Regions from separate parts of the Mus musculus genome. Here region 1 is linked to region 2. A link is a contact called in ENCODE Hi-C or POLR2A ChIA-PET data. All regions are on one chromosome and are shown on one strand. Each heading gives the region's core, a stretch centred on a gene start or an enhancer-like site at or near the end of the contact. The rest is flanking DNA. Distances are from core to core; before and after follow the strand shown.

Region 1 (2,882 bases), core at 326-2,825, 44 kb before region 2:
TAAGTGACCCTAAAAATTCCACCAGAGAACACCTAAACCTGATAAACAGCTTCGGTGAAGTAGCTGGATATAAAATTAACTCAAACAAGTCAATGGCCTTTCTCTACACAAAGAATAAACAGGCTGAGAAAGAAATTAGGGAAACAACACCCTTCTCAATAGTCACAAATAATATAAAATATCTTGGAGTGACTCTAACTAAGGAAGTGAAAGATCTGTATGATAAGAACTTCAAGTCTCTGAAGAAAGAAATTAAAGAAGATCTCAGAAGATGGAAAGATCTCCCATGCTCATGGATTGGCAGGATCAACATTGTAAAAATGGCTATCTTGCCAAAAGAAATCTACAGATTCTGAATTACTTTTCTATTGGTGGGACAAAACACCACGATTAAGGCAACTTATAAAAGACAGCATTTAATTTTGGCTTACCATTTCAGAAAGGTGGAGCCCAGGAGTGGAGGAGCAAAGGCACGGAGGCAGGAAGAGCTGAGAGCTCAGCCTCAATTCTCTCCCCCACCCCCATGCAGGATTGATGCTTCATCCACCTGCACACCTCCTCCAAAAAGAGCACACCTTTTAGTCCCCACCCCCTGCCCACATCGGGGACCAAATATTTAAGCATATGACTCTATGGGAGCCGATCTTATTTCTGCGCACTGCCACACGGTCTTTGTGGATGGTTTGGAGGAACGGGTATGTTTTCTCAAGGACTAGAGTTTATTGGTTGTTTGTCTCCGTTGTTTTTATTTTTATTTGTTTTTTTTTTCAAGACAGGGTTCCTCCGTGTAACGAGCCCTGGCTGCCCTGGAACTTCCTTTGTAAACCAGGCTGGCCTTGAACTCACAGAAATCCACCTGCCTCTACCTCCCAGCTCCTACTCCTCTGGTGTGTTTGTCTTAGTTCTAAGGCCCCTTGTATGTATGTGCGCATGCACCTGCTGGAAGAATGCCCTATGCACTCTTCGCTATTACTACAGACTTTATTTTCTTCCTCCCACAACAGGAAAAAAAGTAGGATTCGTGAAGAACTATTAAAATTTGGCTGCTTTTGAAACACAATAAAAATAAAATGAATTTTAGCTACATAGAGCAATTATTTAGTGGCACACTTTTGATGGTAAGAACTGCTTGTCAGCCATTGGATTCCTCTAAGGCTTGCTCGAAAGCGTTGCTATGGATCCCAAGTAAGGGCAGAGGTGCGGTGAGGTCCTTCTCCAGGTAGTGCCTCTTCCCAGAGTCAGCATGCCCACACAGTGCAGCTTGGTCTGTGGGGGCAGGGCAGCAGGGATGAGGAGAGCTACGGCAAAACCTGAGGAGAATTTTCAGGAGGTGTATACTCTCCTCTGGGTCGCTACTGGGAATCTTCACATGAGTAGGTGCATTCTGATGCCCAGCGATGCCCAGGCTTTGCTCACTAGGTCCATTACCAGAAAGAGTTTATCCCGGAGACTGAGCCTACAGAAGGCAGGCTGGGGCGGGGTTTGAGCGGTCTCCGGGGCGGAGCGTGTGTCCTGGGGGCGGGGTGGGCGGGGCCAGTCGTGAGCAGGCACTGCGGATCTGTTGCCCCGGCGGAGCCTACTTGGCCTGCCTGCGATGCGGTACCAACACCGCACGAAGTGTGTACAGATTCCCAGTTAGACAGCAGGAGGGACCTGGGAGCGGCCAGGGGTGAGTTTCCATGACGATAGGGATCGTGGTGGTGAAGGGCAAGGGCGAGGTCACTCCACACCCAGCCCGCCCTGGGAGTCCTTCCAAGCAAGACTGCAGTCTTTCGGGCGGAGCTCCCCGAGATGGGGCAGGCTCAGTCGAGCCTCAGGCCAGGCCTGAGGCAGGACTTCAGCATCCCGGGCTGGCACCTAGAAAATGGGTCATAAAGGGTGGGTTGTCTTCCGGGAGGGTATTTTGGTACCCCTACAGCAAGGGCCGGCCCGAGTCTATAGGCAGGGAGGAGAGTATTAGTTCACATCCCCCTCCAACAGTCCCAAACACCAGACCCAGCCTACGGAGCTCTGTCTCGGGCAAGCATCGTCCGGCCCCTTCCCCTGTGGTGAAGGAGTCACACAGCCCTGCACTTCTCTGCGCACGGGGGTTGGGGAGACTTCACGCAGTGAGAGCAAACGCGAGAAGGACCCCTGCCCCACGAAGAGTCCAAACCTGGCTTCCAGTCTTATTTTGGCAAGCCTCTTGCACTCTGGGCTTTGCCAGGAAGAGACTGCATGCCAAGTATCCCCTGCAAAAAAAAAAAAAAAAAAAGACCCCCTGGGTGAAGTTCTCTTTGTGTTTGGCATTCAAGGACTCTGGGACTTCCTGGTTTTCATTGATGTTGCCCATTTTTCCCCGTCTTTAGCTCCCTCCGCCCTCCCTTTTTGCTTGCTTTTGGTCGGAATGCTCCATATCCCACTCCCTCCTCCCATCTCCAGGTAACTGGAAATCAGTGACACCCACTGAGCTGGGAGGGCTCTTGTGCCCGCCCCAGCCCAGCTGTCATTACAAATCTCTGTCATCGTCTATGCAGGGATGTTTTATCTCTAAGAGACCAAGAGCTCAGGCAGGGCTTCTGTGCCCTGCTTCCTCCCTGGCTTGAGCTGGATCCTGGACCAGCTGCTGACCTCCTGTTCACTCTGGCACTGCCCTCACGTCTCCGTCATGACCCATCTGCTCACAGTGTTCCTGGTGGCCCTGATGGGCCTGCCTGTGGGTAAGGTGGACAGAGGCTAGAGGGACCCGGTTGAAGCCTGACCCTGGGAAAAGGTGGGTGGAGAAAGGGCAGGCTGGCCAGAATTCTCTCCCCTTCTGGATGTCCTGATCTGGCCGCCAGTGGAAGTGGGAGGTTGCCTGGAGACAGCTGGGGTCTGACTGACAGGAAAAGGATTTCTTCCTG
Region 2 (2,793 bases), core at 164-2,663:
TGGCTGTCCCAGGGCAGGGTTTTGGCTCACAGTGCAGCAGCAGTAGCTGACAATAATGTATGGTCAGAACAATAGGAACAAGGAACAGGCAACAGATAGCCTGTCCAGAGTTCAGGGGGGTGGAGGGAAGGAGGGAATCCAAAAAAATAGATTCTGGGGGCAAGGCCAATCAGATGTGGTGGAATGGGTGTGGGGCATGAGGAAGAGTTCAGGGTGAGTGGGATGGTGGAACTGCCAGGAAAAACCATGGGTAGCACCAGGCCAATCACAAGGCTCCCATCTTCATTTCAGAAACACTGTGTTCAAGGTGCATGTTATGTCCAGGTCCTGGGAAGAGACAGAAGTTTCGACATCAGAGAGGAGATTCTGGAAGGAGACATGGATTTGGGAGCCACCCAGCCTTCCTTGGTATTATTAAAAATCTTGTACTGGAGATCCCTGGGGAATTTGAATGGAGAGAGCAAGAGATTTAACAAGAGAGGGTGGGGAAGAACAGGCAGACGGGTCCTGGGTACTCAGGCAAGGGTGTGAATTAAGGAGGAACAAGTTTCCACAATCTGTGTTTCTATGGAGCTGTGACTAATCACCCCCGTGTGGAGGTCCCAAAACAACACAATTATGTTTTCTCCCACTTCTGAGGACCCAGGGTACTGAGATCAGGGTGCCAACAGGTCTGTAGTCCGAAGTTTCCCCGCCTTTTGGAGCTCCTGTAAACCACTTGCACTTCTTGAATGGTAGTCTTCCTCCATCTTCAAAGCACAAGGCTCAGGCTCTGTTGTCAGTTCATAGCCTTCCTTTGGAGTGTCTTCTCTCACTCGATCCTTTAACAACGAACCGTTGTGCTTACAGACAATCAGAATAAACTTTATACTTCGACGACTTTCTTTTGGTTATGCCTGCCAAGTTCCTTTCAGCTCTTGAACTCGCAGGTTCAGGGATCTAGAGACTGGGCACCCACACAACTGATCGAATTCAGGTATGTTCAACATACAAAATGGTTCATTTCATCTCAATGCCTCTCAAAGCCTCTACGCTATATACTACGATTCAAATCTCATCATCAGCATCGTCTAAATTGGACACGTTTTGAATCCTAGCTAAAAGAAGGGTCCACAAGGATGGAAAGGGGGTCCTGGCAACCGGCGGGCCTTGGGTACCTCCCACCGCAAGGTGGCGTTGGACCCAGCCTTCCGTCCGTGCTCTCCGGGCCATGGCTCCCAGGATCGGACGCTCCGCTCGAAGATTCCGTTCCTCAGGAAACGCGAAGCGCCCTGTGGCTTTTGTTGTTCTACCGGAGGCTGAGCCGCTGGGCCCGGACCGCTTCCTTGCTTGGTCGCCCCTTAGCGACCTAGACACCACCGAGACAGAAGTCTCCCGGTGGTCTAGAGCGTCCCCCGGAAGTGGGTCGGGGAAGGCCGAGAAGAGCGGGCCGGTGGAGAGCTGCGTGGCTGGCGTTTCCGGCCGGTAGCGGCGGCACGGGGTCCGCAGGTGAGTGGGGCTGGGCCGTGCGGGGCTGGGCCGCCGCCTCCGCCGACTGACTTGGAGGCTCATCCCAGAGCCGGACGATCATCGTTGTTTCTGCGCTCGGGAATCGAGTCGCATTCGGGACTCGAGCATCCCTTCTCAGGTCCCCTCGGCTCCCAGGCGCTTCACCAGTCCGCAGACCGGGCAAGCTCGGTTATTCCTGGCTCTCCCCGGACCCCTTCATTCGTTTCTTGCCTGTGTTTTGAGTTTTTTGTTTTTTGTTTTTTTTCCCCCGTGTGTCGTCTGGGCTGCAGCTAGGTTGCAGGCTGTTTCTTCCATCCATTCCCCAGACGTCTCAGGACCTGCGGGAAGAAATTTGCCTCTCCTCTTAGGAGCTTCTCCCACTTTATACTCCCGCTCCAGAAAAGGTCCTTTAAGCTTCTGTTCAAGTGGTCCTTGGTTATCAGTGTTCCCTTGGAACAGTTCTTCCCAAGGTAGAAGCCTCCTGGATCTCTGCAGTCACGTTTAAGAGGTTCTAAGAGTGGTACCAAATTCAAATTTCCTCTTTCCCCTTTCCCCCTACATTAGCACTTACTGGGTAGCCCAGGCTGGCACTGTACTCAAAGCCATTCTGCCTCAGTCTCTCAAGTGCTGAGATGGTAGGCTTGGACCACTACATGGAGCTTGGCAAAAATTTCATTTCTGAAGTGGGTGTCTTCAGTCACTAAACCACTCTCAACACATCTGCAGGGCAGGCACTAAGCCATCATAAGTTGAGCCTCCCGGTAGCCTAAGTTGCTGAGGAATTCCTCGGCTGCCTGGGTTAAACATTACCCCTGAGAGTAGACTCTGGCCTTGATTTCCCTCTGCTCCACAGTGAAGTGCCCACAACAAATACTGTGTGCCAGTGGTATGCACACTATCCTCGATCTAACTAGCAGAGGAGAGCCTTGGGGACCAGCACTGAGTTCTGCAGACCAGGAGACTGACTTAAGGGAATAGAGTTACACAGCTGGCCGGTGGCAAGCTGTATTCCCTGCCTATCTTTGGAACTTCATTTGAATAAATGACTCGTGTGTCTTATGTTGTGGTCTGGGGTGCACTTTTATACTGCTTGTGGAAGTAACTCTGTGGCCTTCTGACTTATCGAATGCTCGATTGGGAGGAGCATTCCAGATAAGATTTACAGGGAGAGAGAAGGCGTTAGTTATGCATTGTGACTCTTAGCCTTTTCTGAACATTTCTAAAGGTTGCTGGTGCTGCTTACTGTGTCGTCTGAAAGGAAGGGCTGGTTAACACACACACACATACACACACACAGGCCAAATG

What was found. A loop is a pair of places that touch in the nucleus more often than their neighbours do. ChIA-PET counts read pairs that join two places held with the same protein, here RNA polymerase II (POLR2A).
Region 1: a loop to region 2 is called in a map of Patski, with 2.3 times the contacts of the local background. The contact joins the promoter of Lynx1 here to the promoter of Jrk in region 2. A Hi-C loop is called at or near these places in 2 of 37 maps with a recorded cell type or tissue (Patski and gastrocnemius). POLR2A ChIA-PET finds 5 or more read pairs at or near these places in 3 of 5 experiments (Patski and embryonic stem cell).

What each region holds. Positions count from the first base shown.
Region 1 is chr15:74,751,672-74,754,553 of GRCm38, reverse strand. It overlaps Lynx1 (Ly6/neurotoxin 1), which reads left to right and starts at 1,575. Exons shown (of 4, transcript NM_011838.4): 1 at 1,575-1,669; 2 at 2,517-2,699. The coding sequence starts at 2,648.
Region 2 is chr15:74,707,942-74,710,734 of GRCm38, reverse strand. It overlaps Jrk (jerky), which reads left to right and starts at 1,413. Exons shown (of 2, transcript NM_008415.6): 1 at 1,413-1,488. It overlaps 4933427E11Rik (RIKEN cDNA 4933427E11 gene), which reads right to left and starts at 1,574. Exons shown (of 1, transcript NR_033197.1): 1 at 361-1,574.